Regions from separate parts of the Mus musculus genome. Here region 2 is linked to region 1. A link is a contact called in ENCODE POLR2A ChIA-PET data. All regions are on one chromosome and are shown on one strand. Each heading gives the region's core, a stretch centred on a gene start or an enhancer-like site at or near the end of the contact. The rest is flanking DNA. Distances are from core to core; before and after follow the strand shown. Region 1 holds the start of Bcorl1 (BCL6 co-repressor-like 1). Region 2 holds the start of Utp14a (UTP14A small subunit processome component).

Region 1 (3,722 bases), core at 433-2,932:
CAAACATATTTCTGAATCCTCATTTTTGCTTGGTGCAAAACAGTTTTTAAATGTGGGTGTGGGTGTGTGGGTGTGTGCACTGGAGGGCAGGTGTGGCCAAGTAAAATAACTAGTGAAGAGATTCCCAAAGGGGGAAAATTGGGTGGCCCTACTATATATACATTGCTCGAATTAGTGGTGAGGGTGGTGAGGACAGGCAATTGGGGTACTAACAGCAGATCTCAGACAATAGCAAGACCACCAGAGCCTTAGCTGCTCTCATATACATCTCTCAGACCAGGTGAGGGGAACAGCAGGCAAGTCTCAACTGCCATCCATGAAGACTTCACAAAGAAGAAAACAAAAACAAAACACCCCCTAGCTCAGAGATGGAACTTCTGGGCCTAGAGGGGTGGGAATGGGGGGTGGGGGTAGGGAGAAGAGAAAGTCATTAATTCAGCAGGGTTTCCTTCTAGTTCAAATGACCTCTCTGGCTTCCTTAGCATAGATAAATATATACTAAATAATATCAATATGTCTGGACATAGAGATTATTTTCCCAAGTTCCTGTTATTTCACATCCTGTTTCGAATCCTTTAGGAACTGTTGACTATGTTTCCTGATACCCTCTGGGTAGAGACAATACCTTGGAAGTCCTCACCATCAGATCAGGGTTGGAGCTGCTAAGAAACAACCTAAGACTGAAAGTCATGTCAAGCAGCAGCTTTCCCTCCTCAAAGCCTCTCTCCTTGGAGTTAATGTAAGTCAGCAGAGTTCGAATGTGGTCCACAAGCCTATAAGCCCTTCAAGTCTCAGGGATGGCCGGCGATATAAACACAGGAAGGATTTATACTCCCTTGGCCTGGCAGGCGGTCGTTAGGGTAAAGGGGAAGGGTCAGGGGACTCAGATTGGTGTCTCAAGAGCCCAGAGGGAAAGCAGGCAGAAACCAAGCCCTAGGTCCTTCTAGGCAGATTTCCCTCTGCAAAGTCTTGCAAGCTTTCCTCTTTATAGACCTTTCGTCCCTTCCTCCCTCGGGTCTCCCCGCCAAACCAGATGCCTCCACACCCTAGCAAGTGATATCCACTGAGGGTGACCCAAGGTTTTTGCAGCCTGGGAGGTTGCCACGAAGAGTGGGCCGAGCGGACTCGGGAGGCGAGGCGAGGCGGCGAGGACCGGGCATTTTTTCTTGCCCTAGCACCTGTCCCACTTCGGCGCCCGGGCTAGGACTGCGCCTGAGCGCGGCCTCAGTGCTGGAGCGCCAGAACCACGCGCGGAGGTCGCCAAGGGTGGGGAAGTGGGGGGCCCGGAGGAAGGGCGGGGTGTCTGGCGGGGGCGTTCCCCTCGGGCGAGACCCCCGCCCTCCTACATAGACCGAGTCAAAAAAAGAAAAAAAAGAAAAGAAAGAAAGAAAGAAAAGAAAAGAAAAAAAACCAACAACAAAACGGGGAGAGCGTGTTACACATCAACCAGGAGCGAAAACGATCGCTCTCCGACCCCGAACGGCGTTGCGGCACCCCCCCCCCCTTCCTGGAGCGGAGGACTGGCTGGGGAAAGGTGGCTCCGTTCTTCCCCGTGGCCAGTGCGGGGTCTGCGGCTGCCCAGCGAGGTTCCGGCTTCCCTGGGGCTGGTAGGGGGGAGCCCCGAGAAGTGCAGGCCCGCCCCCTTCTTCCTCCTCCTTCCCCTCCTCCCCCACGTGTCCTCCGGGAGCCCAGCGGCCTGATCCCAGCACCCCCCCTCCCGCCACCTCCCTCCTACTCCCGCTTCGCCCGCTTCCCGGGCGGTGTGGAGAAGAGCAAAGTTGCGACAGCAGCCGGGGGGCTCTGCCCAGGTGAAGGGGGCGCTGTGACGGGGGCGGGAACGGCGTGGCCCTGCGGCGGGGGCGGGGGGGGGGAGGATAAAGAAACTTGCTTTTCGCAGCCCCCACCCTGCGCGGGTTCGGATCTTGCGTGATCCGAGCCCTCGTGGAGACGCTGCACCGCCGCCAGGACCGAGGCCGGCACCCCGAGCCGGACTCAGATAGGGACCGCGCGTTCCGGCGGGCTGCCGAGGGCAGGCAGGCCGGCACCCGGGCAAGGGCGGGGTGGGTGACCGTGCACCGGACCGAACCGCGGACTCTGGCGGCGTGGGCGCGGGACGAACCGGGACCGGGCCGAGTTGGGTGGCGAAGTAGGACGTGGATTCGGGGGGCGGGGCGCAGCGGGAGGGGGGAGAGCAGGCCCGGCCCGGCTGGCCTGGGCGTGGGGGTGGGGGGCGAGTTCGGGGCACTTGCTGGGCTCTGGACCGAGCGCTAGGGCGGGGCGGCGCTAGGGGCTGGGCCCGACCGGGAGGAGAGGGCGAGGGGAGGGAGAGCAGGGGGTGGAGTAGGGGCGTGGAGTTGCAAGCGGGGTCTGGCCTCGGCCGGGGGCGAAGGTAGATCTGCGGGGCCGAAAGCGGAGGGAGGGAGGCCCGAGGCAGCGCGGCGGCAGCGGCGGCGGCGGCGGCGGCGGCGGCGGCGGCGGTGGCGGCGAAGGCCAGCTTCCGCGGAGTTTGTGCCCGGGCTTCCCAGCTGGGCTCCGGTCGCCTCCCGCGCACAAATGGGGTTAGGGGACTGACTGGTAAGCAACTCCCGGTGTTGGACGGGCTTCCCAGGCGATTCCCGGAAAACCGAGGGAAGACGCCGTCTGCAATATGCCGCACCCCACCACTCCACCTCTTAGCATCTGGATTCTGCTCTTCGGGGTCGGTGGACCCTTCCCCACCACAATCCTTCCAATCTTCCAGCACCCCTTCCGTCTCCCTCTTATCCTTGGCCATCTAAATCTCCTAGTGGTATGCTTTGGAGGGGTGGAAGGCGTCGAGGGCTGCACTTTCCCTCCCTTGGGGGCAGCCTAGTTTGTGTCTTATTCCTGCCAGGTAATGTTGCTTGGCATGGTGTGGACCTGGGGTTTAGATAATTTAAGCCCCGGATCCAAGCTTTTTTGATGGCTTTTAAGGAAAGGGACGGATCCCTGGATTTTCATGACCAGAATGGGGTTTGAGGACTGGAGTTACTCTCAGCTCACTTCCAGTACCAACCTCTTTACTATGAACCATTTCTGTGGGGGCTCGAACGTGGAGGGTGGGATACGGGAGCATTAATGTGCTTTGCTTCTCTGTGTTTCCACAGGGTCAGCGTGGTGAAGGACAGCTAGTGTCAGAGGGAAAGTAGACACTAGTCCAACTACGGCCGCCCCCACTAATACTTCGGTAAGGGGGACACGACTAAGGGGATGCTGGTGGGTTGGGGCCCAGTATAAGAGTAGAGGTGGGTAGTCGCCCCCAGGACTCTTTCCTGGCGGGGAGAGAAAGGCGAGCCCCTACTTCGGGGAGGGTTCCGGGGAAGGAGATGGAGGGTGGCGACTGGGGGGGGTGCGGGAAGAATGGAAGAGTCACACCCTGCTTGCAAGGGGAGCCTCCCTTAGGCTCCTGGGAAAAGGGGACTGAATACGTGTGCTCTGTGGTACCAGGGCAGGGGAGATCTGGGGATGGTTCAAAGAGTGATTTGCACACTGGTTCTGGCACTAGTGGCCTGAGAAAGTCAGGTTGGGGCATAAGGTGGAGAATGTTGGAAGGAAGGCAGACAACCAAGCCTCTGGCCCCAGTGCCCAGATCATTTCCCTTCCTCAACCTCCCTCCTAAGGGGCATCGGGGTGGGGGGCGTGGAGCTCTTGGAGCCCCGCGGATTGAGTGCCTCCGCCTTTCTTGGGAGTCTATCTTTTTGCCC
Region 2 (4,125 bases), core at 589-3,088, 84 kb before region 1:
AAGCAATTTGCCCCAGGGAGAACATAGGGAACAAACATAGAGGGCCAAGAGTAAGCTTCTAGGGAATAGCATCACTTAGGGCATAAGTTTATTAGAAGCACACAACAAAGAAAATGGAAGAAGAGCCGGGTGTGGTGGCGCACACATTTAATCCCAGTACTCGGGAGGCAGAGGCAGGCGGATTTCTGAGTTCGAGGCCAGCCTGGTCTACAAAGTGAGTGCCAGGACAGCCAGGGCTACACAGAGAAACCCTGTCTTGAAAAACAAAAAAACAAAAAACAAAACAAAAAAAACAAAAAAGAAAGAAAGAAAATGGAAGAAGATGGTCATAGAGCTACCATCATAGAGGATACCAGGAGAGAGCAGTCAGGGAACTCTGGGCTAGAGTTTTAGCAACATTTAAAATTGACTGGGAGGGGAGCAGTGAGCAGGATGTAAAGTAAAAATAAATAATTTTTAAAAAATTGTCCTTAAGCCCACTGGAAAATTGTGTCTATGAAACCATAGAAAATATCTGCTTTGTTCAACAATGTATCAATAACTCCTAAAAACCTGGCACATAGTCAATGATTAAAAAAATTTTACTGAATGAATAATGAAAAACAAAAACAACTATCAAATCCCATATTCAATTCTGGGACCACAAAGACTAGAAAGTATTATTTTATTTAAGAATTTTAGAGCATTGCCGATTACCATAAGAAATTTCAGTGCAACCGTTGGAGAAAACAAAATGGAAATGACCTAAAAGAAATGGCAATAATGTTTTTATGCAAGAAGTCTCAGGCTGGTCAAAAGCATTTGACACCCTCCCCCCAACCCTGACAACCTAAATTTAATCCCCTGCAGCCAGATGGTGAAAGGAATTCCTACAGGTTGTCCTGATTTCCGCGTGTGCAATGGCATGCGTACACACGCGCGCGCACACACACACGCGCACGCACACGCAAATGCACTCACACACATAGATAGGTTTATTATTTACAAATTATGCCAGACGTGGTACCACAAAAGCATGTAATCTCAGCAGGTCGGGTGCTAAAGCAAGAGGATCACCAATTTAAGGCTAGCCTGTCTCAAACAAGAAAAAAAAAAAAAAAAAAAAAAAAGCAAGAGTTGAGAAACTGCAGCCTCATGCCTGTGCTGCAAGCAGTTTACTAGTGAGCTATGGACCGGATAAAATAAGATTGTGTGTGCGTGCATGTGTGTATGGGTCCTACTATGTTGCACCGGATGGAGCAAGAAGAGATCTTTCTGCCTCATAACACATTCTCGAGTGACATTTTCTTGTATAGGAAAAGGGGACAATGAGCTGTAATCACAGGTACACCGGCTCAAAAAGAATTTCTCTTCAGATGGATAGAAACTTGCTACGTTCCCGTCCCCTTGATCTGGCAGGAGTCCAACACAGTCTGGGGCTGGCCAGTCCAGAGCTGTGCGACAGAGTCCAACGGGGCCTGGCCCTGGAGGCTTTGTTTTGGTTTGATTGGTTTTGGTTTTAGCTCCGTCCCTGACAGCGCAGCACCCTCGCCCTCACCACACTAATCTCGGACCGCAAGAAAACCGAATGCCAGGGAACCAATACCGCCAACCTAAATAAAAACCTCTCAGAAGAATGGGGACCGGCAAGTCCCACCCACCGGCAGTGCGGACCAACTGGCAGGCAGCCGGCTTTTCCATCGACCAATCCTGGAGCGCCTACAATACTTTGCAAGCCTCCCCCTGGGCGGAAATGACGCGCGTTGTCGCGCGTGATTAGCGGAAGCAAAATTTGCTTTGCGGCAGGCAAGGAGCTTGCTCTCTCTTTGGTTTCCGTTCCTGACCCATGTGAGTTACCGGCGACAGCGATGAACTCTATCAAAGCTACGAAGGGGTAAGACGTAAAAGGGAAAGGAGATTCCCGGGTATTTTTGAGGGCTGAATTTCCTGTATTTAGGGAAGTGGAAGCCGAACTGCTGTTTGTTAGAGATTCGCCTCCCCAAACCCTGCCAGTAGTTAATGTATCGGCTAGGAATCCTAAAGTCCCTTAATTTAAATTGGCTTTGCTCCTCAGTTTCTCGGCTCTTAAGTTGCATCGCTGTTAGGTCTGATGGTCGTCCGACTCTTGGCAAAGTTACTATTGATTTCCCTTTATTTGTCACGTGCGCATTTTCTGCCTCTGCCACGCGCAACATGCGCCGTCTGTGAGAGTGCCAAGTTGTGCCAGACCTAACAGGTATTTCATGTTACCCCTCAACGTTAGAAAAATCTAAATGTAGTCGCTTTGGTAATGTTTGCTTAGTAAATACCGAGATCCACTGTTAAGTAATAGTAGGTTTTTCCTAAATTCTAATCACCTTAAACACCCATTTATACAGTTGGTTTCAACCATTACCCTACGTCCTCAGTTATGCGAACAAATTATCAAGATTACATTTTTAATAAGTTGCACTTAATCAAGGCACCTGACCGGTGGGAGATCCATAGAAGCATTAATAGAATGTTTTCGAATGTTTAAAAGGTTTCCCAGTTGGTGGCGGCACACGCCTTTAATCTCAGCACTTGGGAGGTAAAAGCAAGCCAATCTCCAAGTGTGAGGTCAGGCTGGTCTACAAAGCGAGTTCCAGGACAGCTAAGGTTACACCGAACAACTCTTGTCTCAAAAAATAAAATAAAATACACGTTTAAATAGTTAATAGGAAACTGCCTTTGCCTCAAAAGACAGCAGTAGCGTCAGTGGGAAATTGAAGCATAGTAAGTAACAGAAGTGCAGGGTCAGCCACTAACCAGTGTTGTCTTTCCCATGCCGATATTGTCATCTTGGAAGTGATGCCTGACCCCCTTCTAAAAACACTTTAACTAATTACCTTCTGTTTTGTTTTTTTGCACCTCTTCTCAGATAAGAATACTCAGAACTGAGCAAACAGATATTTGTTTAGATCAATAGTTCTCCACCTTCCTAGTGCTGCTCAACCCTTTACTACAGTTCCTCATGTTCTGGGGTTCATGACCACCTCCCAAAACATAAACCATAAAATTACTTTCCTTGCTTCTTCATAACTGCACTTTTGCTACTGTTATGAATTGTAACATGAATAATGTCTGAAATGCGGGATATCTGACACATGACCCATGGGAATGGACCTTTTGCCCCCCCCACACACACACACACCCCTGTGGGTTTTGACCCACAGGTTGAGAACTGCTGGTTTAAAAGAAGAGTTATTTCATGTGCTAATGTTTCTGTGTTGCCTTTTTAAAACAGCCTTCTGGCTTTGAGCCAGCAGGATGATCTAATGGATTTGACAAGCAACTACCCCTTGAGTGCCAGTGAAGATGAGGTAGGTGACAGCTGTTGAACGGATTCAAAATTAGGGTGAACAAAACACTCCTGGAGAGGAAAGGGGAATAAAAATGTGTGCGTGTAAAGAAGGTTACTAAAACTCTAACATATGCTATCTTTTTTTTTTTTTTTTTTTTCTGGTTTTCAAGGCAGGGTTATACAGCTCTGGCTATCCTGGAACTTGATCTGATGCTATCTGAATTTTAAACCTATTCCCCTGACAAAACTACTTACATTGTTTTTCCTCTTTCTCTGTGAACTATTTTAATACCAACACATGGGAAGCAGAGCCTGGTAGCTCTCTATGATTTTGAGGCCAGCCTGGTCTAAAAGGCAAGTTCCAGACTAACCAGGGTTACATAGTGAGACCCTGTCTCAAAAAGGGTAGTGGGAGTTTTCTCCTGGGGGGAGGGGAAACACTTCGATAACTGTGGCTATGAATTGAACTATTTTTCAGTGTTTCTGTATGAAAAACACTTTTTGTATCTTTTTTTTTTTTTTTTTTTTTTTTTTTTTTTTTTGGCTTTTCGAGACAGGGTTTCTCTGTATAACCCTGGCTGTCCAAGAACTCACTTTGTAGACCAGGCTGGCCTTGAACTCAGAAATCTGCCTGCCTCTGCCTCCCAAGTGCTTGGATCGAAGGCGTGCGCCACCACTGCCCAGCTAAGAAACACTTTTTGTAAAAACAGTATTTTTAGCTGTTTAGCTGGGATATTAGGGCTGGTGAGCTGGCTTAATGGGTAAGAGCACTGACTTCTCTTCTGAAGGTCCCGAGTTCAAATCCCAGCAACTACATGATGGCT

The links. ChIA-PET counts read pairs that join two places held with the same protein, here RNA polymerase II (POLR2A).
Region 2: POLR2A ChIA-PET joins it to region 1 with 17 read pairs in embryonic stem cell. The contact joins the promoter of Utp14a here to the promoter of Bcorl1 in region 1. POLR2A ChIA-PET finds 5 or more read pairs at or near these places in 3 of 5 experiments (Patski and embryonic stem cell).

The regions. Positions count from the first base shown.
Region 1 is chrX:48,339,676-48,343,397 of GRCm38, forward strand. It overlaps Bcorl1 (BCL6 co-repressor-like 1), which reads left to right and starts at 1,683. Exons shown (of 15, transcript NM_178782.4): 1 at 1,683-1,808; 2 at 3,126-3,205.
Region 2 is chrX:48,255,096-48,259,220 of GRCm38, forward strand. Utp14a (UTP14A small subunit processome component) reads left to right here and starts at 1,839. Exons shown (of 15, transcript NM_028276.1): 1 at 1,839-1,873; 2 at 3,245-3,320. The coding sequence starts at 1,848. Gm39511 (a long non-coding RNA gene) reads right to left here and starts at 1,697. Exons shown (of 3, transcript XR_882302.1): 1 at 1,641-1,697.